Linked DNA regions of Mus musculus: region 1 is linked to region 2. Evidence: chromatin loops called from intact Hi-C (ENCODE). Cell type or tissue: left cerebral cortex. All regions are shown on one strand. Links, peaks and the distances in the headings refer to the core of each region. The heading gives the core; the rest is flanking DNA.

The links. Peaks named below come from ENCODE experiments on the same cell type or tissue, not always from the same donor. Only the 100,000 strongest peaks of a DNase experiment are listed, where the experiment ranks them.
Region 1: a loop joins it to region 2, with 3 times the contacts of the local background. A loop is called at or near these places in 8 of 42 quality-filtered maps.

What each region holds. Positions count from the first base shown.
Region 1 is chr1:156,987,741-157,003,320 of GRCm38, forward strand. It overlaps Gm39685 (a long non-coding RNA gene), which reads right to left and starts at 1,953. Exons shown (of 2, transcript XR_865664.2): 1 at 1,699-1,953. In left cerebral cortex, for the core only: no CTCF peak of the experiment used is centred there; DNase peaks (open chromatin) are centred at 5,008, 5,481, 7,518, 7,693 and 4 more places.
Region 2 is chr1:156,933,806-156,949,385 of GRCm38, forward strand. Ralgps2 (Ral GEF with PH domain and SH3 binding motif 2) reads right to left here and starts at 5,821. Exons shown (of 19, transcript NM_001159967.1): 1 at 5,684-5,821. It overlaps 4930439D14Rik (a long non-coding RNA gene), which reads left to right and starts at 4,989. Exons shown (of 2, transcript XR_003948625.1): 1 at 4,989-5,253; 2 at 5,322-6,390. In left cerebral cortex, for the core only: a CTCF peak has its summit at 6,492; DNase peaks (open chromatin) are centred at 4,757, 5,177, 5,815, 6,092 and 3 more places; H3K4me3 peaks cover 2,392 bases; H3K27ac peaks cover 1,401 bases.

The DNA of each region.
Region 1 (15,580 bases), core at 3,310-11,309, 54 kb after region 2:
GATAAAGGGTGGGGCAGAGCATGGTAGGAAATGTGTAGTGGAATAGAGTGGGGAGAGATGTCAGGCATGGGGTGGGGACCAGAATCCAGAATTCCTCCTCAGTGTTCAGCCTGGTACCCCAAGGGACATACATGGTGCCCGTTCCCAGGAGGAAACACTCGGGGAAGGAAGTGAGGGCAGGTTTGTGTAGACAGACAGTGGGGCTCTTGGATCTGGAAGCAAGAGTACTTTTCCAACACATTAAGTATAAAAGCCCTTTAGACACCCCCTCCCGCCCCGATAGATGCAGAGCAGACTATGGGATGTATAAGAGTCTGTGGCCCAACATGAGATCTAATAGAAACTTGGGACTCATCAAAAGCAAGGAGCCTAGCCGGGCATGGTGGCGCTCGCTTTTAATCCCAGCACTCAGGAGGCAGAGGCAGGTGGATTTCTGAGTTCTAGGCCAGGCTGGTCTACAAAGTGAGTTCCAGGACAGCCAGGGCTATACAGAGAAACCCTGTCTTGAAAAACAAACAAACAAAAAGCAAGGAGCCTGCAGAACACAACTTCAGAAAAGAATGTAGGTCGAAAGGAGAGAGGACCAGGGCTCTGAGCATCTGAGGTCAGGAAGGCGGTACCGGAAGGCGTGTTCTAGAACTTAGGTTCTTAGGTTCAGACACGGTGTACAGTATGCTAACAGCTCCATATATGTTAGGTTTGTCAGGAAGGACCAATGCTACCTTCCTTCACAAGATTTTAAAGATTTATTGTTATTTTTATTTTATATATATGAGTATACTGTAGTTGTACAGATGGGTGTGAGCCTTCATGTGGTTGCTGGGATTTGAACTCAGGACCTACGGAAGAGCAGTCAGTGCTCTTACCCGCTGAGCCATCTCACCAGCCCTGCTGACAGTGTTTCTTTGGTGTACATGATCTCGGTAGGGTCCTTGATTGCCATGTGCTTCACAGTGTTCCAAACTCTCAGAGCAGAAAGACACTGCTGGGCTCTACGTCCCTATCTATCTATCTATCTATCTATCTATCTATCTATCTATCTATCTAACTATCTATCTTCTCTCATATATTATATCCCAACCACAGTTTCCCCTCCATTTCCTCGATCTCTTTCCCCCACCTCTCCTTTCCCCCAAATCCACCCTCCAGCTCACCATCCCCTACCCTGGCCTCCTCTCAGAAAAAAAAACCAGGCTTTCCAAGAACATCAACCAAACAGTATAACAAGCTACAATAAGACAGGCAAATACCATCACACCAAGGCTGGATGAGGCAAGCCAGTAGAAGGAACAGGGTCCCTTAAATAGGCAAAAGAGTCAGAGGCAACCCCCATTCCCACTGTTAGAGATCCTACAGGAACAGCTACTCAGCCATGACATACATGTAGAGGACCTAGGTTAGCCCCCTAAAGGCTCCTTGATCTCTGTATGCTCCCACAAGCCCTGGTCAGCTAATTCTGTGGGCTCTGTTCTCGTGGTATTCCTGACCCCTCTGCTTCCTCTGATCTTTGAGGGTTGGATTCTCAGACTAGCTCACCTAGCAGTAAACAAAAGCAGAGAAAATTATGCACAGCTCAGCTGCGTCAGAAGCCAGCCCACGGCCACAGTGTTCATTACAGTGTGGGCTGATCTTAGAGGAGAATCTACTACCGCCGTTCTACTAGACCTACATAATTCCCAACTGCATTTTAAAACTTACCCTTATTCCCACAGATAACTGTAGCTCTCATCCCACATCAAAGAAGGTTTTCTTTGCAGCAAGCAGAGACCATCACAGAAAACCACAACTGGTCATGATGCAGAGATCACCTGACTGTGGGAAGTCCATCCCGATAGACACATCTACAACACGGCTCCTGCCCCTAAGACTCAGCGAACATTTCAGAAGAGGAAAGACCCTAAGAGGCAGAGGACCAGGAAAGCTGCTAAGATTGCATCTCCTAGAAACAAAGCTGTACCCATGACATCTCTACGACCCAGCTGCCTAAATGACACAATGGTGATACCAATAGACATGCTAACAAGGGGGAAGTTCACGGAGTCCCATCCCTAGGCAAAGAACTCCAGGCAACTAAGGACCACAGAGTGAAGGGAGGATTCGGTTTTTTTCCCCCCCTCAGGGATGCGTCTCCTAATTAGTTATCCAAAACAAAATGGTCATCCCTGAAACCATATACATGCAAGCAACACTAAATGAACTCAGCATATTGTATTTACGTATTTCTGCAAATAACCAAATAATTCACTAAAAAAGGGGCCATCGGTTTAAGAGGTGGTTGGAGGGGCTGGGAAGGGTTTGAGGAAGGAAAGGAAAGGTAGGACTGTGGGATTATTCTAATTTAATTAATTAAAAGAATAAAATAAAGCCTTGCCAGCATCTAGGGCACCTGCAGTGCTACTTTAAAATCAGCTGCTGTCACACGAACATCCTCTGCTTGGTGCTTCCCATGTGGTCACCAGCTATGCTACACACCAAGCCATAGGCACTGTGCCCCTCACATCCACAGACGAAGAGTCTGAAGCCCGAGAGAGTGGCAGCAGCTGGTGAGTCTGGCTCCTGAGCTGTTCTCACAAACAATGCTGTACGGCCCACGGAACAGAGTCCCTGGAGACGGGGCACAGAGCAGCCTGTATTTACAACAGCGAGAGGGACGGGTTTGTGTGTGTGTGTGTGTGTGTGTGTGTGTGTGTGTGTGTGTGTGTGTATGAAGTTTTAAGAGCCAAAGGCTCACCGGGTTTCAGGTTTGTTCTTTGTAGCTTGGAGGTATCTCATTCTTGCTCCACTAAGTTCTTTGACATTTCTAAGCATCTAGGTTGAGTACATGCATTCATATCATAGATGATTCTTAGTAAAACATTTTAAACACAGATAACAGCTTATTGATCACATAGTTATCATTTCCAGAGACATAAGGCATATGCCTGCACACTGAAGCAGCCTGCGTCTGTCTAACATGTTAACAATAACGACTCAGCAAGTTAAAGCCTCACACCAGGGACACTGACACAGCTTGTTCTTAACAAGCATGTGACTTCTTGTCCTCTGTTTATGATTTCCCTCTGAAAGCCACAAGTAATGATGAAAGAGGGGTTGGAGACAGAGCACTTGTGAGCACATGCGAGTGTATACATAGACACACACACACACACACACACACACACACACACACACACACACACGAGACAGGGTCGGGGTGCAGGTGGAGGATCAGCCATATGGCAAGCAAATAAAACTTGCTTGCCTCAGTAGCAGAGGAGAGACGATCCCAGCCAGACATGTCTCAGCTAGGTACTCCTCAGACAGTAAGCGATAAAGCCTCGTGATATATGGGATGACCCAGAGCCTTTAGAGAAGACATCCTACGGATTATTCTCTTGGCTTTGGATGGGGTCAGGAACTTATGGGCTAAAGTGGGGTCATAACAGTACTAAGGTAAAAGAGTAAATCAATCTTTCTTTGGAACAAGTTAAACACACATGCCTTCAGATCCCTGCAGATAACTTGGAGCACACTGCTTCCTGTTGACAAGAACTGTGTCTTAACTATCACAGATCTCCACCCGTGTGACGCTCGTGTCATTTGTACAGCTGGACTGGTTACACCTGTTTCAACTGTTGGACGATTAGTCATCGGTTCAGAGGTTGCTAAAGCAGCTTTCCTGAGCAATGTATCCTGCATCCATCTTAAAACCCCATAGCAGAAACCAGCAAAAGCAACACATCTATTGTATGTTGTCCCATGAGGATGAAATAAAAAACCAATTTGAAATAGAGGTGAGACTATTCAGTAGGCCTGGGGAGACTGAACATTCATTCACACTTCACACTAGGGAGACCTTTTTTTTTTTTTTTAGCTTTTTCAAAAAGAGTTGTTTATTTATTTATTTTATGTATATGAGTACACTGCAGCTGTCTTCAGACACACCAGAAGAGGGCATTGGATCCCATTACAGGTGGTTGTGAGCCACCATGTGGTTGCTGGGAACTAAAATCAGGTCCTCTGGAAGTGCTTTTAATCACTAAGCAATCCCTCCACCCTAAGAGACCATTCTTAAGGAATGGGCTGAGTATATATATTTTTTTAGAAGAAAAAAAAAGAGGGAGGGAGGGAGGGGTAAAGGGAGGGAAGAAAGGAGGGAGGGGATGAAGGAGGGAGGGAGGGAAAGAAGCAAAGGGGGAAGGGATGGAAGGAAGGTGTATGGAGAGGCGGGAAAGGGGGTCAGTAGAAGACCAGGAGCAGTCAGGTGGGTGTTGGTTTAGAAGAGTGGGTGAGGGGAAAGAGGGGCGGGGGCAGGGAGGTGAGAGATGGGGAAAGGAGGGAGTGAACAGAGAAGAAGGAAGAAAGGAAGAGAGAAAAGGGAAGAGGAGCTGACGTGATGGGGCTGTGGGGTGGCTTGGTGGGTAATGTGCTTGCCTCAGAAGCATGAAGATCTGCGTTGAATCCTCAGAGGCCCCATAACCTGGGTACAGTAGACACTTGAGCTATGGGAGGAGACCGGAAGCTTTTGGGCCAACTAGGCTGGACTAGACAATAAACAGCCAAAGAGACCCTCTCTCAAACAGGCCGGAAAGTGAAGGTTTATACTTGAGGCTGCCCTTTGACCTCTTTGTGAATACCATGGAGCTTTATATAACCTCTCCCCTGCCCTGCTCCGCCCCCAAACACATTTACACACACACACAAACAAACAAAAAAAAATGGAAAGAAAGAAGGGACATAGGGGAGAGAGAAAGGAAGGAAGACGGGTGTCAGACAGGCTGAACAGGTAAACAGTATTTTCTTAGGGTATGCATGTCTCATGCAGTGCCTGACACAACTTTTACTACAGAATCATTTGCCATTCCTTCAAGATTCTAATTTAAGTGAAGGTCAAGTATGCTACTTGGCAGCCATTGAATAGTGACTGTTAATCTGTGTGTGTGTGTGTGTGTGTGTGTGTGTGTGTGTGTGAGAGAGAGAGAGAGAGAGAGAACTCTTTTGGAAAACAGATGTCTCGAGGAAACCAGGCCACGGCTTCACCAGCAAAGCACTTGCTAATTATGCTGCACAATGTGTCAGACTTATATATCTGAACAATATTAACAAGCTAGCTATGAGAAGGGAGCAGGGTTACTCTGCTTTGAAAACTATCCACTTCATTGATCTACTTGGTAGCTGTTAGAATACACTAAAATTGGATAGTGCTGATTCTGGAAGTCAGGGACATAGAAACATCTGTTGGTCCCCCATGTCCAATCCCCCTCTTGTTCTCTCTCTGTACAAAGGCTTGATGCCCCGCTATCATCTGTTTTAGTAATCACAAAAGATTTACATGAGTGGATTCCCCTGAACCACCCAGTTTCTGCCTAGTACTTATTCATCTAGATTTAAAGAGATAATAGACCCTGCCAAAGACAAAACAGACCCCAAAAGAGAAAGCAGACTTAATGCATCCTTCATACTATCTCTTCACCATCACCTATCTGATTCCAGTTTGTCCAAAGTGGTAATAGCCTAGTTCAAAAACCAGGCACAGAGGGCTGGGACCACGACTCACTCAGTGGGAAAGGAAGCTCGCTGCTGAGTCATCAGAACCCACATCATAGAAGCAGGGGAAAAATATTCTGATTTCCATGGGTATGTCATGGCACACATAGCAATATACAAACATACATAGACACAGATTGAGGAGGGGCAGACATGGCACGAGGGCAAAAAAAAAGTAAAAAAGCATACAAATAAAAAGTCTCAAAGAGTCAAAACATTAACATAAGGCCAAGAGAAGATAAAAAGTAGGGGTAAGGGGCTATAAATGAAACTAGTGATGGACACCACACACATGCACATATACATGTGCAGGCACACACACATGAACACGTGTACAAGCACACACACTCACATGTGTTCATGCACATATGCACACACATTTATACACACATTCCCACACACATACATGCACACACTTACATGCACACATATTCATACACACTCATATCCATTCACACATGTGCATGTACACACACATATGCACATGCATGCACGCTGGGAACAGAAGGGAGCAGCTCTGACCTGTGCTTGCAGTGGAAGGAGAAGAGAAAGAGAGAGACAAGGAGGAAACAGGCAGAAGGATGCAGACTGTGTGGACTGGCTGCTATTCGAAGTGTGTTCAGTTGGAAGTACATTTAACTTAACCATTCTAGAGGAGGAACCCCAGGCCTGTCAACAGACAGAGCAGAAGACTATATTTTGACACCATTTAGACAAGTGCTTCCTAAGAATGAGTGCTAACCACAGGTAAGATGGGCTGTTGGGGGCCTGAGTACCAGAGGCTTTCTACGGAGATCTCTGGCCAGGCCTGGTGTGAGGGTTCCGGTGAAGGGAAGCGAGTGTGGGCAGGGAGCCTTTGTCTCTGCCATGCCTTCCAGGTCACTCGGTAACTCCAACTCCGCCCGCTCTGCACTGAGTCGGGTGGGGCTGGGCTGAGAGGCCGAGTAGGCAGTGAAGAGTGTGGCGGGACCTCAGGCGGTGCTACGGGAGAGCAGATCTCTTTCCAAGTGTTACAAACAGCTCTTAGGACAAAAGACTCAGATGAAGGAGTAGTTCTCACGCACCTTTAATTCCCTGGATGGATTTATATACAGTTTTGGGGGTGATTCAGGGTTTGACAGCAGGTACCTCTCATTGGCTTGGACTGAGAGTTTGGGGGAAACCTTATTTGCATGCGGGAAGGCTTGGTGCTGCTCCTACATGACACACCTCTCTTGTGGGGGTGGAGGGCTGTGGGGACGGTAACTTCAACAGGAGCTAGGGGCCCAGGAGACATGTAGGTGAAAATCACCACCCATGGGGTCACCGGAGTTCCAGACCTTTGCTCAATTGGAGACCAGGTTGTGTGCAGCCCACCACCTATCACTATCTATCACTGGGGGCTGCTGGCCCATGTTGAGAACTCATGTTTAGGGGATTATAGGCCTAGATGTGCTATGTTTTACACCTGAAGTGCTAGTTGAGACCCATCAGTTTTATTAATTGTTATATCTTCAGTGTTTGACCCACTTAGCAAATCTACAGGACTGGCTTTGTGAAGGAGAGGGTACTGTTGGCCTACCGTTCTAGAGGGCAATAGTTAGGGCAATAAAAATATACAGGTGGAAGTCACTAGCATATTGGTGGTAAAACAGATGGGAAAGAGGCTTATTTCAGGTGAAAGACAAGGAGACAAAAGCTATTATTTAGGGCCCTTGTTCTTCTAATTAGGTTCGCCTCTGAAGCCATGCATTTCCATGCCCCACCCTGGATCTTATGAATCTAAATGGTAGAGGCTAGGGAGACCCCAAGGAACTGCACTAAAATGACCCAAGTGGGATTCTTTTCTCAAAGTTTATATCCACTGAAACAGGAATTTGTGTCAGGCAAAGACAAGAACGTGAACAAGGCAAACACATGGTTGGTGCTGTAGGCTGGTGACTGATGTTGGTCAGAGCCGGCATCTGAATCAGTCAATGTTTCCTGGAATATAAGATGCAAGAACAATGACGTTCTTGAAACCAGTGTGATTCCCAAACAACAAAAGTGAATTAAAGAACTCTGGTAGGATGAGTCACAGCCTTGGTGCTTGTCCCCGATTGGGACTTTCATCAATGACCTTGAGTCAACCCTGTGTCCAAGGATGTAGCTTGTGAAAAAGGTATGCCTCGTGGGTTATTCTGGGATTTCTTGGTAGAACATCCTCTCTGATTCACTGCAGTAGGATGGAGGTAGGAGTTTAGCATTCATGGCTGGCTCAGAAGTTAGGCGAGGTAAAAGACTATGACTCAGTTAACAGAGTGGAAAATTGTTGTTAGGCATCCCATGGCTGGCTTAGCCTTTGTCTGCCAGGAGCAAGAAATCTCTGTGCCCATTGCTGCAGTTACGGTAAGGATATAAGCCAGAATCTAAATGCCCTGGGAGATAAGAGGGTATCAGCAAGCTATGGGCCCCTTATCCTAATCTTGCCTGTCCAAACATTGAACACAGAATTTTACAGATGTGAGAGTTGCCCAGAAGGTCTAGGGTACAGCCTCAGGAGTAGCAAGAGGAACTGGGAGGCCAACTTGCAGTTTCATTAGAGAGAAGCTAGGTACCAGCTAAAAGAAACCCCACTCCTACCCCAGTCCAAGAAGAACAACTGGCCTGACATAGACTGAGAAGCAAGGAGTAAAGCTGAACCAGTTACAACTTCATTGACAACGCACCCAGATGTGCTCCATGGCAAACCCTGTGCAATGCTCTGAGGTTTTTGGTTTTTTTTTTTTTTTTTTGTTTTGTTTTTGTTGTTGTTGGTGGTGGTTTTGAGACAGGGTTTCTCTGTGTAGCCTTGGCTGTCCTGGAACTCACTTTGTAGACCAGGCTGGGCTCGAACTCAGAAATCTGCCTGCCTCTGCCTCCCGAGTGCTGGGATTAAAGTCATACGCCACCACGCCTGGCTCTGAGTTTTTAAATTCATGACTACTTTGTAAGGGAGGGACCTTTTGTAACATGTGACCGTTCTGCTTAAACAATTCCATCTTTCAGTCAACATTAATTTGAAAGTGACTTCCACAGGACCTGCTGCTGCTAACTTTTGAAAATGGTGCCATTTCTTGACACGGTGCAATGGTGTAGAAAAGTGAAGGCCACAGAGTTGCCATAATTTTCTTTTTTTTGATGCAGGGTTGGCTTCCAACTCTTGGTAATCCTCCCAGTTTGGGCTTCTGAGTGCTGAGATGTTAGGAATGAGCCTGCATACCCAGCTGTGCTTATATATATATATATATATATATATAAATATATGGGGGGGCCATTTTGGAATAAAGCTGTCCATGACTTACTCCAGCATTGAACAACTGGGCCTCCTGCGACTGTATGTGGCTGGAGTAGCAAGCATGTATCCTTCCTCTTTCTCCTCCCAAGGGAGCAAGCGTAGTAAATTATAGCTGAAGTGTGTAACTTCTACTTCCCTCTAGGAGGGCGGGGTAAGCCTGGGGGAGTGTCGACATTTGCATTCACAACAGCTATTTTCTACCCTGTGGGTCAGCAACTGAAAGTTGTTTTTGCCTTCACAGGAAAAAAGAGAGAGAGAAAGAAAGAGGGGGTGGGCAGAAAGGGGGCTTATGTACATAGTTATGAATGTGTGGAGCTCCTTGTAAATGTTTCTAAGATCACAGAGATGTAAAGCTGTCTCCTCCAGACAAGCAGGCTAACGGCTTAAGTGTCCGTGAAATTTTAGATCTGTGATCATACAGATGACCAAGAAGCTACTTTCTATAAAACACAGTCCCTAGTGGGGTGGGATGAGAGAAACTGCTTGTAATGGGATATATTAAACCATCTTCGCAGACAAGATCCAAACAAGCTAAGAGCAACGGTAAAGCGGGATGCAACTGTGGAGGTAGTTAGGCTTCACGTCTGTGTGCACGCCGGTAGCCAAGAGATTTACCCAGCTCCCGTGTGGGCGCATCTGTCCCTCCTTTAAATCCGATTTCTCACCATCTGCTCCTTTACTCCAGCCTTGGCTGTAAATAAAAAAGCGATGCACAGCAATGTGTTGTGTTGCCAGGCAGCAATCTGTGGATCTCCAAAAGTCAATTCTGAGATGAAAGTCTGGGGGCTTCATTAGTTTCCCTGACAATAGAAAGTGTGGGAGAGTTGACAGTGATTTTAGAAACTGGATTTCCAACTGCCCTTGGTAAACATGGAGTGCTTAATTGTCTGGTTTTTAAGAATCCTGTAAGCAACCCTGAAACGAGTTGGGAGGATTCAGCATTCAGAGAAGGGTTTCCCTTGCCCTGAAGAACAGTGAGGACCTTGTGAGACCCCCGTCCCCACAGCCACAGTGAACAAGTCAAGGAGAACCCGAGGAACAGCTGTGGCGCCCTGGGACCTTGATGCTTCCAAGTTTGCAGCAGGGAGGGAGGGGGGGAGTGAAGGACAGAGGAGTCAGGCATGACTTGAAGACTGGTATCTAGGAAATAAGTTTGTGGCCCTGAGAATGTGCCAGAAGAGCCAACCATCTGGCAGCTGTGGGGAGGGATCAGCTGACCTCTGACCTCCAGCTGGGGCCTTAACAACTATATAAAATTTATAACACACCCTTCCTGAGGGAAACCTGGTATACCACACGTCTTCAAATGAATCCAGCTAGTTCTTTTCGGTCTCATGGGTAAAGTGTAAAAAGGAGAAAAAAAAAATTTTTTTTTTTAAATCATGTTTAAAGAGGTCACTCACTGCTATGGCAGAGAAGACCACACCCACTCTGCTAGGCAACAACAGGGAAAGCAAACTCCATGTCGCCACCAGGTCTCAGTCCAGACAGCAGCAGGAGCGGGTAGAATTCACTCCCAGGGTGCACGGTGATCACTGTGAGTCATTGTTCATTCACAGCTCCCTTCCCATTGTAAGGAGGGACTTGCCAATTTGGAGCCCTGTGGTAAGCCAGCAAGCTCTTGGCAATTGCAGCTGGGGCCTGAGGTCGTGTAAAGATTGTTAGTCAAATAAGTAAATGCCCGGAGGGTGATGGGGGGGGGGGCATCACGCTTCTTGCTGTCTGGAGGAAATTACAATTCAGACAATAGACTGTGTTGCTAGACTGTGTGGTCCAAGAGCTGGTGCAAACGCAGAGCTTTGAGTAGACATAGATATTGAATTAGTGTAAAGGTAAATACATGTGTATGTGGTTACACACACACACAAATTCATAGATAGATAGATACATACATACATACATACATACATACATACATACATACATAGATAGATATAGATACATATGTAGGTGGGTATACACACACATACATTTGTGTGTGTGTATTTCCTGGTTCTCTAGGCTGAGAAGGTTAGAAGCAAGGATATCCTGACAGTAGTGAGCATGCCTAGATAAGAGTTCAGCTTCTAAATATCATTCTCCACTTAAATGGTTGACTACACTAGGGCTGGAGTGTTGAAAATAAACTATGGGACAGGGGCATTTATACTATGAAGTAAGGAGATGTTTAAAGCGTGTTGGGGATATAGCAAAAGCACCCAGAAGTTGGCTGCCCTGAAGGGCTTCTTACAGGTCGAGGCTGATCTGGGACTCCTGGGTTCAGGAGAACCCCAGACCTCAGCTTTCTGAGTAGCTAGGACTACAGGTGGGGTCACCATGCCCAGCAATAGTTCCTGATTTTAACGCTTAGAGTACAACAGGAATCCATGGGTCTGTACTAATTAAGAGGGAATAAACAAGGTTGGGGAGCTAGTTCCATGAGCAAAGCGCCTGCTTTGCAGACACAGAGACATGAGTTCAATCCCCAGGATTCTGAGGACAAGTTAGGAGTGAAGGCATGAACCTGGGTTCCCGTGGCTTGGGAGTCAGAGGCACATGGATCCATGGGGCAACCTGTGGCTTGGCTAGTTCCAGGCTCATGTTAGATCTATAGCTCAAAAACAAAACCACCAAACAAAATGCCCAGGAAAACTCAGGTACATGATGTCCGAGGAACTACGCCCAAGGTTGTCTTTTGGCCTCCACATGCAGGCACACACATGAGCCGTTTTACACAAGAACAAAACAAAATGTGCAAATAGAGAAAAGAAGCAACCTTTGTCTTTCAATGGAAGCTTTAAGGTATCTTATGACCAAATACTTAGGTGTCGCTCTGTGAAAATCTCTCGTCAAATACTGACTTTAGCAAGCGGACAAATTGGTAGCTTTTCCCTCCTGGCACGATGCAATGAGGAGAGCAAAGCCTTACCTCAGAGATTCTTGCTCTGAATGCGTAAATCACAAGGGAAATCATATGAGAAACCAGAAAAGGACACGTGTGCATCCGAAAATGTCAAGGTTAGAGAAGAAAGAAAAATGGAGACATTGTTCCAAACTGAAGATGAAAAAGAAGTGCTATTTAAAGAGTTTGAAACGGCATGAGGTATAATTGGTATTGTATGGTAAATACTGTTGGGTTATATGGTAAATTAGGACGATTATTGGTAGCCAGTGTTGTTCATGGATACTGATCATTGATGGGTTTCTTATGTGAGATAGCGTCTTTGTTTATAAGAAACACACATTCTAGGATTAAACAGGGAAGGGGGCATCCTGTCCACAACTTTTTTTTTTTCTCCAAATGGCTTGGGTATGTCCAGAGAATGAAGCAGATGTGATAAATTAGTGTTCTGGGTAATTACCGGCATATGGGGTACTTGAGGGTAGAAGTGGAAAGTATTTAGAGTTTCAAGTATTATTCGTACAGATTTTCTATATATTTTAAATTTCAAAGGGAAAAAGCCAGAAGCAAGTCTCTACTGTGGGTCTCTGCCTCAGAGTAACAGTGACTCAAACTGAGCAGGTTTAAATCAAGTCCAGTGTTTGCGGAATGATGTGTTGTTCGGTGCCACACGTCCCTGCAGAGACCCAAGAAATGGAAATGGAGTGGGGTGGAAGGGGGGATGGGCATGACAGAGAAGTGACACACGGAGCTGCTTTAGAAAGGAAAGGAGCCGGAAGGATGCAGGGAGGAGTGTGTTTGGAGAGGCCCCTGGTCAGACTGGGCAGGACTGGTGCGCGTGATCACAGAATTTGGGAGACTTCTGCCTTTGGCTTGTTTCTCATCTCCACACACTTGCTCCCTGACAGAAGGGAGGTCTGTGAGTCTGCCGCGCTGTCCACCCGTCTGTTTTTTAGGGGCTTCTAATGGTTAGTTTTCCCCTGTCCTCTGACTTGATTAGCAGACAGAAGAGTCCATCTTGCCTTTGTTTACCATTGTGGATCTTCTATGTTTAGTGTGTGTATCTTATATGTGTGCCTCTGTGTGTGTGTGTGTGTGTGTGTGTGTGTGTGTAGTGTAGATACACTGTGTACATGTATGTATGGAGGACAGAGGTCAGAGCTGACTGACTTCTTCAATCTCTCCATCTGGCCAGCAAGCTTTAGGGAGCCACCCATCTCTGCCTCCCTGACACTGAGATTACAGTCTTGTGTTGCATTCAGCTTTATATGTGGTGCTGAGGATCCAAACTCGCTCATCAAGTACTTTACCAGCCAAGCCATCTCCCCAGATCCACACATGTGGCCCTTTATGTGGCCAACCTGTCTGAATATTCTCCTGGCTTACAGTCTCCTAGGCAATGCAGCTTCTTGCATCTCTGCCTTCAGTGGGGACTTAATCATTACTAAAGTAATCAAACAGACCTAGCAAGTTCCCCTGATCACTCCTTCCCTTTCCTTCTTTCTGATGCTAACTAAAGGCTTTATCTAATGAAAATATTTTGTGGGCTTTCCATTTTCAAACAGGAGAAATTCAAATTTGGGGGGAAAGATTTTTTTTTCACCTCTACCTTGGAGCTGTCATTACAGCTGAAGGGAGAGATTGCAGGTAAGAGACAGGATCTGCCATGCCAGCAGCCTGAGTTCCTGGCTGATTAATGATTCTGTGACTAATGCACACAGAGAGCTGCGAACCACTCTTTGGAGTTAGGTTTGGCAAGGCTCCATCATAGCCACCACAGATTGTAACAGCCAACCAGAATGACACTAACCGCCAATCAGGGGCTGGGAGTGTCTGACATCAAAACAGAGTATTTACACAAGGCGGTCCACTTTCTCAGTCCTATAATAATGATTATCAAGTAGCAGCACTCCGATAAGCAATTTTCACCCAGGCACCACAAACACCCACTATATGTCACAAGCTGGGTAGGGAGGCTCCACCTGGCCCATCCGTGGCAAGAGACAGCATTTGGGGCGTAAAAGGCAGCTGCTATATCTTTGGATATATGCAGCAGCCATCCTTAGCCCTCAACTGGGATGAAGGCTCAGGTTACAGAGCTAAATACCAGTTAGCTTTCTGCATAGTAATTGCAATTGATGTTTGAAAAGCATCTTCCTTAAGCCCACTTATATGTAACATATATGACTTGTATTAAGACTTCTGTCTTCCTTCACACAGAGGATCATGAATCTGCTGAAGTGTGTAGATGGGTTTCCAAGTAGGAAGGTCCCTTCTTTCTATAGTTAACAGGTACTCTTTCTTTCTTTCTTTCTTTTTTTTTTTTTTTTGATTAGCATGCATGGAACTTTATTTTTTTATTAGATATTTTCTTTTCTTTTCTTTTCTTTTTCTTTTTCTTTTTCTTTTTCTTTTTCTTTTTCTTTTCTTTTTCTTTCCCTTTCCCTTTCCCTTTCTCTTTCCCATTTCCTTTTCCTTTTCCTTTTCCTTTTCTTTTCTTTCTTTCTTTCTTTCTTTCTTTCTTTCCTTTCTTTCTTTCTTTTCTTTCTTTTCTTTCCTTTTTTTTTTTTTTAACATTTCAAATGTTCTTCCCTTTCCTGGTTTCCTCTCCGAAAACCCCCTATCCTCTCCCCACTCCCCCTGCTCACCAACCACCCACTCCCACTTCCTGGTCCTGGCATTCCCCTACACTAGGGCATCGAGCCCTCACAGGACCAAGAGCCTCTCCTCCCATTGATGACTTACATGGCCATCCTCTGCTACATATGCTGCTGGAGCCATGGATCCCTCCATGTGTACTCTTTGGATGGAGGTTTAGTCCCTGGGAGCTCTAGGGGTACTGGTTGGTTCATATTGTTGTTCTTCCTATGGGGCTGCTCTCAGCTAACCATCGGACTGAGAACAGGGTCCCCAATGGAGGGGCTAGAGAAAGGACCCAAGGAAACAGGCACTCCTAAAGCTCTGTCCCAGCCAGTTTTCAGCATTTGCTTTGCACCACCTGTTGTTTCGCCCCTAGGGAGCAGCTTCCTCACCTCCTAGGGAAGGTGGCAGCTGTCTGGAGACTTTTCAACACCAGGTTATTTTAAAGCATGTGAAAAGTGGGTGAAAACTAATGCTAGTGAGAAAGCATGTTTGATATATATATATATATATATATATATATATATACACATATATACATATATATATTTAAGTATGTATATATATATATACATACTTAAAAATAAATCAGAATGGTCCTTCCTCCCCGTGAGGCAGTTAGCACCTCCCTGGGGGCCGGGGCCGGGGCCGGGGGGCTGGGAATATTGAACAAGTTTTACCTTGAAAACTGTTATTGAGCATCCTTACTGAAACCAATATAACTGTCATTCTATGGAGTGGCCGATTGTGGTCCCAAGGATTTCACACTGAACAAAGGACCTCACTGGCATATGTTCTATCAGTTCTAACTGTGTCCTTGGTAGTAAATACCAGCTTAATTCCATGGCCTGCTGAGATGCTTAAAACACAACACAACACACACACACACACACACACACACACACACACACACACACACACAGAGAGACAGAGACAGAGACAGAGAAAGACACAGAGAGAGAGACAAAGAGAGCACATTCCTATATTAGAGAACTGTATACCAGCTCTGCTTCATGGGTTAAGCCAAAACAAATGGACACACCGGCAGCTGTTGGGCTTTATCCGAAGGGGCACTTCACACCCAACTTCTGTGTTGACCATAGGGCGAGGGTGGAGCAAGGCCCAGGAAATGTAGGGCAGCTGGTCTTAGAGTGCCTTTCTCACGCTCCTAAATTTAGTCCATCGAGGTATGACATCTCATCTGGTTGGGGATTATGGTTTTAAAGATGATTGCTCAT
Region 2 (15,580 bases), core at 3,296-11,295:
GCGATTACCATCTTGTCTCTGTCCATGTTCTGCCTTCTCTCCCATTTCTATAGTAGCATGTGAGAGAGGCTGGTAAAACACATGCAAAGCTAGATCAAGCCTGCAAACCACAAGTCTGCACCTGCAAGCCACCTGCAGCCGCTTTCACGCTACAGAACAGCAAACTAGGGGGTCAGTGGACGAAGACCGTAATGGCTCATTCTACCTGCACAGCTTACACTCCAGCTCTTAAAGTACACTGGCTCCACGACCCACTACATTCTGTGCATAAAAAACAAAGACTCATGGACACATAAAATACTTCAGACATATTGATGACAAAGAAAAAACTTTAAGGCCAGGTCACATGTAAAGGAAGAAAACTCTGAATGACACTAGGACTTTTCAACAAACTTTTGAAGGTAGAAAATCATACAGCAACCCCTTCTATTTCATGGTGCTCCCTTCTATTACATTGTGCTCCCTTCCAATTCATAGTGCTCTCTTCTAATTCACAGTGCTCCCTTCCAATTCACAGTGCTCTCTTCTAATTCACAGTGCTCCCTTCCAATTCATAGTGCTCTCTTCTAATTCACAGTGCTCCCTTCTATTTCACAGTGCTCCCTCCCAATTCACAGTGCTCCCTTCTAATTCACAGTGCTCCCTTCTATTTCACAATGCTCCCTCCCAATTCACAGTGCTCCCTTCCAATTCATAGTGCTCTCTTCTAATTCACAGTGCTCCCTCCTATTTCACAGTGCTACTTTCAATTTCAAGGAAATCTTATCATCTTAATTCAGAACTTAGCCCAGACTGTGATCAAGGTAGAACAAAGCATTTTCAGCAACGTAAACAATTCGAAAGGTTCATCCTGCCATACATAGTTATAAAACAGTCTCACACTTCGGCCCAGATCAGCCTGGAACTCCCAGAAACCCTCTTGCCTCAGCTTTTAGGTGGTAGGATTTTAAGTGTGATGTGGGAAGCCACATGTGCCGTTGCAGAGTGGCACTGACTACTGCTGGCCACCACGCATAAGATTGGACAAACAACCAATGTGTACATATGCAGTAAAGTTTTTTGCAAAGACACTGCCTGGCCCAGGCATGATAATGAGGTTCTGTCAGGTACTGAGAGTATAACCAATCAGATGTGAGACATGCAAATGAGGTATGATAATGAGGTTCTGTAAGGTACTGAGAGTAGCCAATCAGATGAGGAACATGCAAATGAGGCTTAGTGCATAACCAATCCGGGTGTGAGACACGCCCCTCCTAGGCCTATAAAAGCAGCACCAGTTCTGGGCTCGAGGTCTTTTCGCCTCTACAATCAAGCTCTCCCAATAAATGTGTGCAGAAGGATCCTGTTGCAGCGTCGTTCTTCCTGGCCAGTCGAGCGCGCGCAAGAGTGTGAGACATCTTAAAGTCAACAAAAGATGCAACTCACTCAAACAAGAAAAACTGAAAACGGGAAGGGGGTGGGGTGGGGTGGGGTGGGGAATGGGACATTAACCCAGAGCACAGGCTCCAATGCAGTCAGACAGGACACCTGTCAGACGTGCGATGATGAGAAGCTACAGATGGGCTGCGCAGATCCAGCACAGAGCAGCACTGCAGATCTGAGCAAAGACAGAGGGCTTAGGAGGTCCTTCCCAATTTTTTAAAAGTTTGAATACCTATCACCCTATGTGTTTGTAGATTTGGATAGACTATAGAAAAGGGTAAAGGCAAATAAGAAAGTGAGTAAAATTACAAAAGAAAACAATCTAAAGCCAAGAAATTTAATCATAGTATACTGCAATGTACAACTGTTAAACGTATTTACAGAGCCATAATAATGTAAACAACGAACGTGTAATCAAAAGCATGGCATCAAAACACATGAAGACAACAGAGGACGGTCAAGGTACCACAGGAATCCTAAAGCAAAGGCACTGTAAAAAATCTGAGGTTGGAGCTGGAGATGGCTCAGCGGTTAAGAGCACTGACTGCTCTTCCAGAGGTCCTGAGTTCAATTCCCAGCAACCACATGGTGGCTCACAACCATCTGTGTAATGGAATCCGATGCCCTCTTCTGGTGTGTCTAAGAGAATAACAGTGTACTTATATAAATAAATTTTATATATATATATATATATATATATATATATATATACACATACATACATACATACACACACACACACACACACACACATATATATATATATATATATATATATATATATATATATAAATCTAAAGTTGAAAAATAAAACTGCAGAACCATGCACTTGTGCCAGAAGAAAGAAGACAGACACAAGGTACGGCAAGAAGCAGCCGGAGTACCAAGAACTGCTGCTCTGTAAGCAGGACCTGGGAAGGAGACCATGAAGACATGAGGCAAGGGACCAAAGCTTTTACCAAAAGTCTTACAGGGTAACTTTTAACTGTATAAGTTCAAGTAGCAACGTTTAAAAGAAGAACAAAGTAGTCATATCATTTAATGTCAATTATTTTACTCTCTGGTCATAATCTCTGACCAATAACTGGACATTGTTTCAAGTGTGAGGTACTTTTCTAAGAAGGGAGGAGGGGGCAGGGAAAGGGGAGAAGGAAGAGGGAGGAGGGCAGAGGAGGTTGATGAATAAAACCCATCTGGAATATTTAGAATGAGGTCGTGAATAAAACTTGAGAACCAAAGAAAATAAAACTATAAAGCATGAAAGAGTACAGATTAATTTAAAAATACTGAAGTTTTATCATATCCAATCTTCATTCTCTCATTAACAAGGAACTAATGGGAATTTAAAACACACTTAAGGAAGTAATTAAGGAGTAATGCCATAAACTCACTTTTTTCCACGGGACCTATTTCAAGCTATCTGAATTATGTTTTCATTGAATACTAGATAACTATAAAAAGTGTGAAGTGCAGACAAAAGTAACTATCTCAAAAGCAAACATTAAACAAAAGCTAATATTCAAAACACAGGATCCATTTTAATGTATTTTATTCTCAAAAGCTTGTATGTGTTCGTTTTCCATATCAAAGGAAAGCAGAGCTTTAGAGAAAAGGAAGGCAATTTCAAATAATAGATTAGCGGTTAAAAACTCCTTAGAAACTTCTGGAAGCTAGCAGTACACTAAGTCCCCAGCTGTGCATTTTCCCAAAGTCTCCACTCCAGAGACCGGGGGAGTGGGGGGGGGGGGGGGACAGGATGGGACTGGGCACATCACACTCTAGAAACAACAGTCTAGGCCTGGGATCCCTGTATGATTACTGATAGCTGGCCTCCCACTCTGAAGTGGAGAGACTAATGCCTGCGTAGGGTAAATACTTTTAAAGCTCTGAAATCTACAAAGATCTACACCAATGCATGTCACCATGATTATTAATCAGAGCATAAACTAATCTCTTCTCATCAGCCCCTTGGAATCCAGTAAGATTTTTCTTTAACAGACGGGTAGAATGCCATTTCCCTGGGGGGATGTCGGCTTACTTCTCCTGAAGACTCTTACAAACAAGTAAATACCAAGACAAGAATATCAGCACACATTTCATTTAAGTATATAAACCAACAGATTAATTGTCTAGCCACATATAAACCACACACCCTCTGACTCCAGGTAGAGTAATATTTAGATATGTTTGGAAGCCGGATACCTAGTGTGTATAAACACAAGCACAGTTTAAGACAACTGTCTTGATGCTTTTATTCACTAACAGTTCCTTCTATCCTCAGAAGGAAAAATGCAAGCAGTATCCTAACTCAAAAGGCATCCTGAGTTTTCACTTCTACACTAACAGAGCTGCCCACTGATGACTTTATCTCCATCACAGCACGTGTGCGTTTGTGCGCTGCAGCATCCCCTCCACACCCATCAGGACACAGCGGGACGCGGAGATACTCTGTGTGTTTAGAAGAATTGACCCTCTGGACAAGAGCTTAAAAGGAGCTTTTGATCCCAACTCCTCATAGGCAGAGTCAGGCAGATCTCAGCCAGTTAGAAGCCAGCCTGGTCTATGTAGTGAATTCCACCGACAGCTAGAGCTACATAGTGAGGCTCTGCCTCAAAAAAAAAAAAAAAAAAAAAAAAGTTTCAAGTTGCAATCAAATTATTATTACCAACAAAGCCATCTTTCACCAAAGGCAACCACTGCCCCAATTTTAATTGTAAGCTCGTTTTTAAAATGCACACAAATTGCATTCATTACTCACACATGTCTGGTTCATAGCTATCTTTTAAATTTTATTTTCTCTCAGAATTTTTGGGTGTATCCTCCCTGATACTGTAATATCAAAAAGTATACTAGGATCTTGACACACAAGCAGATCTTTCAACTTCTGCTGCAATCTGGTGAATAAAAGATAGAGAACAGTATTTGCAGAAAAAGTCAAATTCCTGAAATCAATGCATGGTGAGATAGAATGGACTGGGTTTTACTATTTTAAAATTACTATGCCAGAATTTAAGCTCAAATAACTATACTTAAACCATTCATGGGAACTCTAATAGACACATTTAATATATACATGTGGCTAAGACAAGCAATTTTCCACATTTTTGAAGCTTCATGACTACACACATTCAGTAGAGGTTATTATTATTAAAATAATACTGTTTGGTTACAAATCCCACTCCTGCAGTAACAGTATTACACTTACTACATTTATGATGCTACAGCCCGAACAATCATATCTGGGTGGGACAGGCTTTTACAGTTTGCAAGTTAACGAACTGTGGCACTGCGGTACTCTCTCATGCAAGGAATGAAAAGTTCCACAAAATTCGAATGGTCATCTTCAAAGACACACGACCTCGAGTACACCGGATGGTAAACATTACATAAACAACGCCAAAGTCAACTCATAAACAAACACCAACACCGAAACAAAGCTCTATAGCTACTTCAGCGTACTAAGACGGGGTGTGGGGGTGGGGAGGGGATGCAGAGCACCTACGAGGAAAGGCTCAATTAACTGCCGCCCGTGCTTTCATCCTCCGATCTTAAACAAAAGACGCTGGATGCTTTCGGTGGAGAGCGCTTTCTGCAGAGGGATTTGGGGTTGCAAACGCCCCTCCTCCACGGCCACCAACAGGCCCCTTTCTTCCTCCTCCCTCACCCCTCCCAGCTCAAACAAATTAACATTCGCACTAAGGTACCTCCTATCAGCTCGCAGCTTCTTCCCAAACACGCCCACGCACCCTGAAACCCGCCTGCGTCTACACCGCACACGGCGGCAGGAAAAGCGCTTCGAGGGGGGCGGGGAGCCGCGGCGGCAGCGCACAGGTCCGGGCTCCCTTCCAGGTCAGCTCCCCATCGCCTCCCCGAGCCCGGTGTTTACGAGCCCGCCTAAGCCCACACAGCAAAGGAATCCCAGGCGCTGCGGGCAGCTAGCGCGGCGGTGCGGGACCCCCCTCCGTGTCCGCACGCGGCCTCCGCCGCCGCGGCGCCGCTCACCCCGCGCTCCGCGGGCGGTTCGGCCCCGCAACAGGTCACCCGCCTCGGCTCGGTGACGGGGGTGCAGGCGCCCCGGCCGAGAGGGGGTGTGGCTGGCGCGGCGGGGCCCGGCCCCGGCTCACCTGAGAGGCTGAGGCGACGCCGGGGCCTCCGCCACCGCGGGACCGCGAGCGACCCGCAGCCCGCCCTCCCGCGCCGCGCACCGCGGCCGCCGCCGCCATTGCCCGCGCCTCCCCACACGCCCGCACGCCACGCCGACCTGTGCAGCCGCGGCCGTCGCCTCCGCTTCGCCCGCGGCTCCGAGGCAATCGCTCGCCCAACCGAGCAGTCGGCGTCTCTCATTCAGCGCCTGCCGCCGGCGCTCGGGGGAGGGGAGTGCGCTGGATCCACCCCGGCCGCGCAGGGGGCGCGCGCCGGGCGGGCGGGGCGGAGCGGCGCGCGCACCAACCGAGCGCGCTCGCGCGGCCGGGAACGCCGGGTCGCCGGGGTCTCGGCGCAGTCTGCGGGCGCCGGGCTATGCCCCCCGAGGCCAACTGCCGCCCCGTACCGGTGTCCGAGGCGCGTGCCCCAGCCGCAGGCGCAGCACCGGCCGCAAGGACGAGCCGCAGGGTTCAGGACGGACAGGTGGGGCCCCGCGGCTGCTCCCCGCACGGGTCTCGTTGGCGCCTGGGACGCGGGCGTTGCTCCCCGCTCGGGCCAGAGGACAAAAGTCTGGAAACGCTTGGCCCCCAGATCAAATACCCAGCCCGTGAGGGCGGCGTCCTTAGGAGTCGTGGCGGACAAGTGGAGGGGGACTGCAAATGTGAAGAGTCACCCCACAGCCGTGGGATCTTAAATGATGGAGTCTGCACTCTAGCACATCATCATGCCGGAAGTGTTGGGTCGGCCTCTAGGTGTTAAGCAGGGTGGCTGCCGGTGGTTTAAGGAGCAAATAACAATATTTGGGATCCCCTAGTCCCGGATTGATGAGTTTCAGGTGGACTGTATTTTCACGCCATTGCGGGAACGTGATTCTAAAAGGTGAAATTTTTCCTGTGAATGAAAGGGAATAGAAGGGTGTTGTTTCTTGGGGTGCACCTAGGTGGCCTACTTAAACTTAGCACCATTTGATGCAGTGTGACTTAGTGGAAGGTTTTCAGTGAGCCACCTTGGTGTAATCATTAGGTCATTCGGGAATAGATGCGATCCTTTTCTAGGCAATGTGCAGTGGAGGGTGGAGGGACAGTTCTATAGCAGCACTGAGTGTAGATTGTGAAGGGACCAAATTCGTTTTGATTTCCTTTTTCCCTATAATAACTAATCAAAACAGTGGATTCTTTTATGCAGAAGAAAGTTAAACACTGTCCCTTTTGACCACTGTTCCCTTCTGTGGAGAAGGTAGAAGAACGCTCCTTCATCCCCTTGGTTAAAACATGCCCATGCAAAAGTAGGTGGAAGATAAAAACGAAGCAAGGAAAAGCGATAAAGCCCAGTGCTGGTTTTTTATTCCGTTTTAAGTTGGAAGTCTCTCCAATAGATGCACAGAAACCAAAAAGAAGAAAAGCCTGTCAGAAATCTTCAACTGAGCGTAGACTAATGAAAAGGGGGCGGGGCTAAGGAACACTAGTGACCAAAAGGCTCCAGGAGAATTACTTAGATGCAGTTTTCACTTCGATGCTGTTTGCTTCAAGTCCCAAAGAAACAACAGACAAACTGAAGTAACAGTTGGGAGGGGGAACCCTTTGAGTCACTGAGTAAATGATTGATCTTTCTTTCCCCAAGTTAGTAAGAGATTAAGGGAAAGGTGGATGGCTATGTGCCAACAACAATACATTCAAAGATAGATAGATACATACATAGATACATAGATACATAGATAGAGATACGTGTGTGTGTGTGTGTGTGTGTGTGTGCGTGTGTGTGTAATTGTCCCAAGTTATTAACTGCTTTTAAAGTAGGAAAAAATAAGGAGCCTCGGGGAATTTCATTTGGTATAAATGTCTTGCAGCCACTTGAGTTGGAGCTTCATAAAAACAAAGATCCCAGGTCCCCACATCTGCCAGTAATTTTCACAGTTTACTGTAAAAGCAATAAAATTTTCACTCCGGCTTTGAAGAGAAAAGGCCCAAGAGTTCATGGATTTATACCGGAGATTCCTATGCCTACAGAATGTCTGAATTTGGAATAAATCACTCAAAATGGGTCGCTCATGTTGACAGCCTGCAAAACCACACTTTTATTACTCTTAAGAGCTCAGGATTTTCTAAACTTGATAAGGTTAAGAATTTCTGTATGAAAATACATTAAAAAAAAAAAAAAAAAAACTTGGGAGAAGCTGAGATGATGACTTAAGAGGCAAAGGTGATAACCTGGCAGGCCTGAGGATCAGAGTTCAGTCCCTACATGATGAATATAAAGCTAGATGTGGCAAGCCTGTAATCCTGAAATCCTGCAAGGAAATGGGAGGTGGGAACAGCAGATTGGCTGGAAGCTCTTGGGCCAGTTAGCCTGGGATGTACAACTGTGCAACTGGTCTCAGCAGAAATGAGAGAGACCCTGCCTCAATCAGGTGGAAATTGAGAGCTGCCCTCTCCCCACAAGCTATGGCCTGGGTGCCCACATGTGCACACACAAAAAGAGAAGCTGGGTGTGGTACTCGATTTGTAATCCCTGGGCTCAGGTGGCTGAGATAGGAGGACTGTCTTCTTTTCCAGGCCAGCCTGGGCTACAGTAGAAGATCCTAGCTCCAAAAACCAAAAGGATAGAAAATAGCTTATCTACTTATGTTTTTGTTGTTGTTTATAACCCTTGAGTTATTTCTCAAAGTCTGTTCCCCATCCATTTATATGTAAATGAAGCAATGACTATTTGCAACGCATATTCTTTACCAGAGCATTATTTTTTTGTAATTCTGTAAGTTGCTCTATGAGAGCCATTTGCTTTTGCCAAAAGAGAGGAAATATGCAGAATCTTAGAACAAAAAATGCTAATAGATATAACAGAAACGCTCTTATATAAAATAGAAGTCGATAACAATTCAATACACTTAAATGTCATTTCAGGGGAGTCGCCATTGTGTAACTGTTTTATTACTGTGCTTTGCTTCCAAAGGGTAAGCCAAGGGACCCATTTAGATAGAGAATTAGCACATCAAAGGCAAAACACAACTGCAGCAAAAAGATCAACAAACGATGTATCTTATTGTCAAAACCAATCAGACAGGCTTCTTGAGGAAACCCATCAGTCATGGTTCCAGTGCTCTTATCTAAAATATAGGCAGAGCAGGATATTCAAAACTCTCTGGGGGGGAGGGGACAGATGTAAGAAAGGACCTCAAAGGGTTCCACAGAAAACAGTTTAAGGAGAGTCCTCCAGACTCCCAGTGGAGAAAGACATGCAATAGTTTCCGAACAAAGTTGATCCACAGACTATTCAAATCTGAGCGCCATATTAAGTAATTCCCAATTAAGCTATCCTTAAAGGAGGAATTCTGTGTCTATTCTGTATCAGGCATGAATCAGCAGGGATTCATTGGAGATGATTAGTATTTCCCTGGAATTCTCTTTGGCGGCAAGTTTGTGTGTAAGTGTTAGAATTTTTAAATGGTTTTCTTTTTTTTTTTTTTTTTTTTTTTTTTAAGATTTATCTATTTATTATATGTAAGTACATTGTAGCTGTCTTCAGACACTCCAGAAGAGGGAGTCAGATCTCGTTACGGATGGTTGTGAGCCACCATGTGGTTGCTGGGATTTGAACTCTGGACCTTCAGAAGAGCAGTCGGGTGCTCTAACCCACTGAGCCATCTCACCAGCCCTTAAATGGTTTTCAATATAAGACAGTTTCAGGGGCTGGAGAGTGGCTCAGCACTCAGTGGCTGCTCTTCCAGAGGTCCTGAGTTCAGTTCCCAGCCACCACATAGTGACTCACAACCATCTGTAATGGGATCTGATGCCGTCTTCTGGTGTGTCTGAAGAGAGCATATTCACCTATATGTGTGTATATATACTCATATACATGAAATAAATCTTAAAAAGAATAAAGACAGTTTCAGCAATTATGTATCTGACATGCCTATTGAAGTTTTTGAGGGGTTATAATTATTCTAGATAAACTGGGTTTTCATCACTACCTTTTTCCTTTAAACTAATAAAATACCATCCAGCTTGTAACTCAGCAGTACAGTGCTTGTCTGGCATGTTCAAGGCCCTGTGTTCAGTCTGCAGTATCACAAGGAAGCAGAGCACAGTGTAGCTGAACCTTTGCCGACGCGCCCACTGTGATATAGGATGTCCTTAGGAGCTCAGAATGTCTTTTCTCATAACCATTAATAGACAGTCTTGGCTACTCTGTTTCTGCAGCATCACGGATCTGGCACTGAGAACTGAGTTTTCTGCTGTCCTAGTACTACTGTCCCTACTGCTATAGCACTGCCTTGCTATAGTGATATACACACACATACCTACCCACACATACCTCTGAAGTGCCTTATAGCATGTAGAGTACACTGTAAAAACAAATAGTATTTAAACAAAATAAAAATGCCAAAAAAAAAAAAAGCAAAAATCCGATTTGGGGGCCATTTATTTATCGGAAAGTCCTTTTGTTGTGTCTTCCTCTAAGTTTGGATAATTGCATTTATCTGATAGCTTTTTTCCAATTAAGTGGATCTTGTTCAAGTTTCCTTATGAGAAATTTAAGCATAAATTTTCAGATGTGGTGGAAAGAAAAGTTCATTATCCAATATCACATCCATTTCCTTTTAAAATATCAAATAGATTCAAGTTTTTAAAGGAATTCATAAGTCCATACTAATAATAAACAGCTTGGCTAGGAATATAGGTCAGTAGTAGAGTGCTGACAACATGCATGAGACCCTGAGTTTGTCCCCACCACTAATAAAGAAAAATAGTACTAATAAATAGGAATAAAAAAGAAATATTCTTATGTTAGAGTATAGAGTGGGAAAAGACCATTATGTAGTAAATGGCAAAGACTGGGGAAAACCATCCATGGAACTTTAGGAGGGAGTATACAGGAGGAGCCAGATGTATGCATGCATGGCCTTAGTGAGTTTGCTTTATTAACTACAATGGCAAAGTCAGTTCATCACAGTTGGATCACAGATGAGGGACAGACAGACAGACATCATTTGCCTTCAGATCTGATTCTCTGGAGACGGCACCTAAATGGGGCAATGATGCTCAGTCCCCAGTGAGCAACATTTGGGTCGGTTTTATAAAATGGGGTGAACTGTCTTTGGGTCATGCTAATGTCATGAAAGACAAACGCTGTGAAAATACAAGAGTGGGCATGGTGTGACACTGAACGAAACGACATGGGAGTTACTGGGCTGGGGCTTCTATAGGAAGGAAAAGGGGCATTGCTGGGTCAACAGGGAAACATGATAAATCCATTCCAGTCTTTCAATAACGTTAAAGTTACTGACATTAGTAATGACTACATTCTTAGAAATATACGCTAAAGTATTCAAAAGTAAAGGGTATATATGATTTTTAAAAATACAGTGTCTACAGTTATTATTTATGCAAATATATGTAATGATAAAATTTTAACAGCAGGTGACTGGGTAAAGAGTGGGCATTTCTATAAATTCATAATTAAGTCCAATAAAAGATCTTTTATTTTTGGTTTTTGGAGACAGTTTCATGTAGTTTAAACTGACGTCAAGATCAGAGGTGAGGAGGACACAACATCTGCCCCAACACTGGGAGTAATCAGCAGGACCCAGGCACCCAGGAACTCCATCCGACCAGTGGCACAGGTTCCTTCCAGTCTGAGTCGGTGCCCTGAGCAGACCTCTGGCGTGAACGCCACAGCCAGTCCCACAACACCCAGAAGAAGCTCCACTCCCAGGCGCTCTAACATGCCCAGGACCACAGGATCCCAGGATCACAGGAGCTTGGTCACACCAGGATCTCAGGGTCCTAGAGGCAGCTTGACTCCCAGGAGCTCTGACACACCCAGGATCTCAGGATCACAGAATCACAGGATCACAGAGACAGCTGAACTCTGAGAAGTTCTGACACAACCAGGATCACAGGAAGGACAGGCTCCAATCAGATATAGCAAGGGCAGGAGGCACTAGTGATAATCAGATGGTGAGAGGCAAGCATAAGAACATAAGCAACAGAAACCAAGCTTACTTGGCATCATCAGAACCAAACTCTCCCATCATAACAAGTCCTGGATACACCATCACACTGGAAAAGCAAGATTTGGATCTAAAGTCACTTCTCATGATGGTGATAGAGGACTTTAAGAAGGATATAAATAACTCCCTTAAATAAATACAGGAGAACACAGTAAACAGCTAGAAGCCATTAAAGAGGAAACACAAAAATCCCTTAAAGAATTACAGGAAAACACAATTAAATAGGTGAAGGAAATGAACAAAACCATCCAAGATCTAAAAATGGAAATAGAAACAATAAAGACATCACAAGAGGAGACAATTCTGGAGTTAGAAAACCTAGGAAAGAGATCAGGAGTCATAAATGCAAGCATCACCAACAGAATACAAGAGATAGAAGAGAGCATCTCAGGTGCAGAAGATACCATAGAAAACATTGACACAACAGTCAAAGAAAATGCAAAAAGCAAAAATCTCTTAATGCAAAACATCCAGGAAATCCAGGACAGAATGAGAAGATGAAACCTAAGCATAATAGGTATAGAAGACAGTGAAGATTCCCAACTTAAAGGGCCAGTAAATATCTTCAACAAAATTATAGAAGAAAACTTCCCTAACCTAAAGAAAGAGATGCCCATGAACATTACAAGAAGCCTACAAAACCCCAAATAGACTGGAACAGAAAAGAAATTCCTCCCGTCACATAATCATCAAAACACCAAATGCACTAAACAAAGAAAGTATATTAAAAACACAACATATAAAGGCAGACCTATTAGAATTACACCAGTCGGCCGGGCATGGTGGCGCACGCCTTTAGTCCCAGCACTCAGGAGGCAGAGGCAGGCAGATTTCTGAGTTCGAGGCCAGCCTAGTCTACAAAGTGAGTTCCAGGACAGCCAGGGCTATACAGAGAAACCCTGTCTCGAAAAACCAAAAAAAAAAAAAAAAAAAAAAAAAAAAAAAAATTACACCAGTCTTCTCACCAAAGACGATTAAAGGTAGAAGATCCTGGACAGATCTAATAGAGACCCTAAGAGAACATGAATGCCTGCCCAGGCCACTATACCCAGCAAAAACTCTATTACCATGTAATATGTAATAATATGTAATTACCATGTAATATGGTAATATGGTAACTCATATTACCATAGCTGGAGAAAACAAGATATTTTATGACAAAACCAAATTTACACAATACCTTCCCACAAATCCAGCCCTACAAAGGATAATAGATGGAAAACACCAACATGAGGGAAACTACACCCTAGATAAAGCAAGAAAGTAATCTTTCAACAAACCCACACAAACATAATTCCACCTCTAGCAACAAAAATAACAGGAAGTAACTATCACTTTTTCTTAATATCTTTTAACATCAATGGACTCAATTCCCCAAAAAAGACTAACAGACTGGATATGTAAACTGGACTCAATATTTTGCTGCATACAGGAAACACACCTCACTGACAAAGGCAGACACTACTTCAGAGTAAAAGGTTGGAAAAGAATTTTCCAAGCAAATGGTCCCAAAAAACAAGCTGGAGTAGCCATTCTAATATCGAATAAGATGAACTTTCAACCAAAAGTTTTCAAAAAAAGATAAGGAAGGAAAAAATACTGGTCAAAGGAAAAAATCTACCAAGATGAACTCTCAATTCTAAACATCTATGCTCCAAATGCAAGGATACCCACATTTATAAAAAGAAACTTTACTGAAGCTCAAAGCACACATCACACCTCACACAATAATCATGGGAGACTTCAGTACTCCACTCTCAGCAATGGACAGATCATGGGAACAGAAACTAAACAGGGACACAGTGAAACTAACAGAAGTTATGAACCAAATGTATCTAACAGATATCTATAGAACATTTCATCTTGGAGCAAAAGAATATACCTTCTTCTCAGCACCTCACGGTACCTTCTCTAAAACTGACCATATAATTGGTAACTAAACAGGTCTCAACAGATACAAGAAGACTGAAATAATCCCAGGCATTTTATCAGATCACTACCGACTAAGGCTGGTCTTAAATACCAACAAGAACAACGGAAAGCACACATACACATGGAAGCTGAAAATGCTCTACTCAGTGATAACTTGGTCAAGGAAGAAATAAAGAAATTAAAGGGTTTTTAGAATTTAATGAAAATGAAGACACATCATACCAAAACTTTGGGGACACAATGAAAGCAGTGGTAAGAAGAAAACTCATAACTCTATGTAACTCCAAAAAGAAACCGAAGAGAGCTTACAGTAGCAGCTTGACAGCACACCTGAAAGCTCTAGAACAAAAAGAAGCAAATACACCCAAGTAGATGGCAGGAAATAATCAAGCTCAGGGCTGAAATCAACCAAACAGAAACAAAAAGAACTATACAAAGAATCAGCAAAATCAGGAAATAGTTCTTTGAGAAAATCAACAAGATAGATAACCCCTTAGCCAGACTAACCAGAGTGCACAGAGACAGTATCCAAATTTATAAAATCAGAAATGAAAAGGGAGACATAACAACAAAATATATCTTAAAATAATTATTCTGTTTGTTGAATATTTTTAAGATTTATTTATTATTATACATAAGTACACTGTAGTTGTCTTCAGATGCACCAGAAAAAGGCATCAGATCTCATTATGGGTGGTTGTGAGCCACCATGTGGTTGCTGGGATTTGAACTCAGGACCTTCAGAAGAGCAGTCGGTGCTCTTACCCACTGAGCCATCTCACCAGCCCTGTTTGTTGACTATTAACATTTAAAAATATTAAAATCATGTTCTACAAACAAACAAAAAAATTGACTTCAAGCTCACTATACTGCAGAGAATGACTTTAAATTCCTGACTTGTTCTGCTCCCACTTCCCAAATTCTGGGATTACAGGCCTGTGGCACCACACCCTGCTCAAAGGGTTTTTTTTTTAAACAACAGGAAAATTCTTATTTGAGCCAGGTGAGGCCATAGGCCTGTAATCCCAGCCCCTGGGAAGAATGTAGTGTTTCCTCATGATCTATTTGCTTTAGACAACTGGCACACATTTTTTCCTACATCATTTTCTTAAAAACAAAACAAAAAATCCCCAAGATTGATTGATTTATTTATTCATTTATTTATACATTTATTTCTTGTATCTGTGTGTATGTGCATATACGTGTCATGGCACTTGTATGAAGGCAGAGTTATTTGTTCGTTCTCTCATGAGATTCTGGGGACCCAAGCTCTGGTCATCAGACTTGCTGCAATCCCCTTTAAACAGTGAGCTGGTCCTCCTACACCATCTTCACTGTTTCATGAATACTGACCCCTGCACCACCCAATTCACACCCACATCCTACATACTTCGCTAAAGTAGCACCTCAGATCTGCTATAACCTCAGGCTACCCTACTAATTCACCTGCATTCTTTGGCTGATTGAAATATGCAAATTCTTGTTTCTCCTTACAAAATAACACTTCCATTACAACACATCTCCCACTCCACTTTTTTCTTAGGATCCAACTAAAGACCCACCTTCTGCTTCTTCCAGGATCTCTCCCTTTTCCACACAGGAGTGGAGGTCACACATTAGAGTCCTCTGGCTTTGACAGTCTATTATAGAATGGTTTACTGTGTTGTCAATGTGCTCATTTCTTTCCTGTTTTGTAAAGTCTCCCTTACACAGGCTGTCCCCGTGTAGCATTGCTATCCTGGAACTTGCTACGTAGACCCAGGCTGACCTTGAATTTGCAAGAATCTTCCTGCTCTGGTGGGATTATCGGTATTTGGCACCATGCCTGGCCAAAGACATACATTTCCTAAGTCCCCCAGTAGACTATAAGTTCTTGGACAGAATAATCCATGAATTTCTTTAGATTCATTTTTTAATTGAGCACTTACAATAGACGGGCATGACAGCCAATGCTTTATATAATGTCACCTTAAGTCTCATAATGACCCTGAAAAGTCCGAATTTTAAAAATATGTTTTGATTACATGACTCAAAAGTGTTGAATGATTTGCCCAGGGTCATGCCACTGGGAAG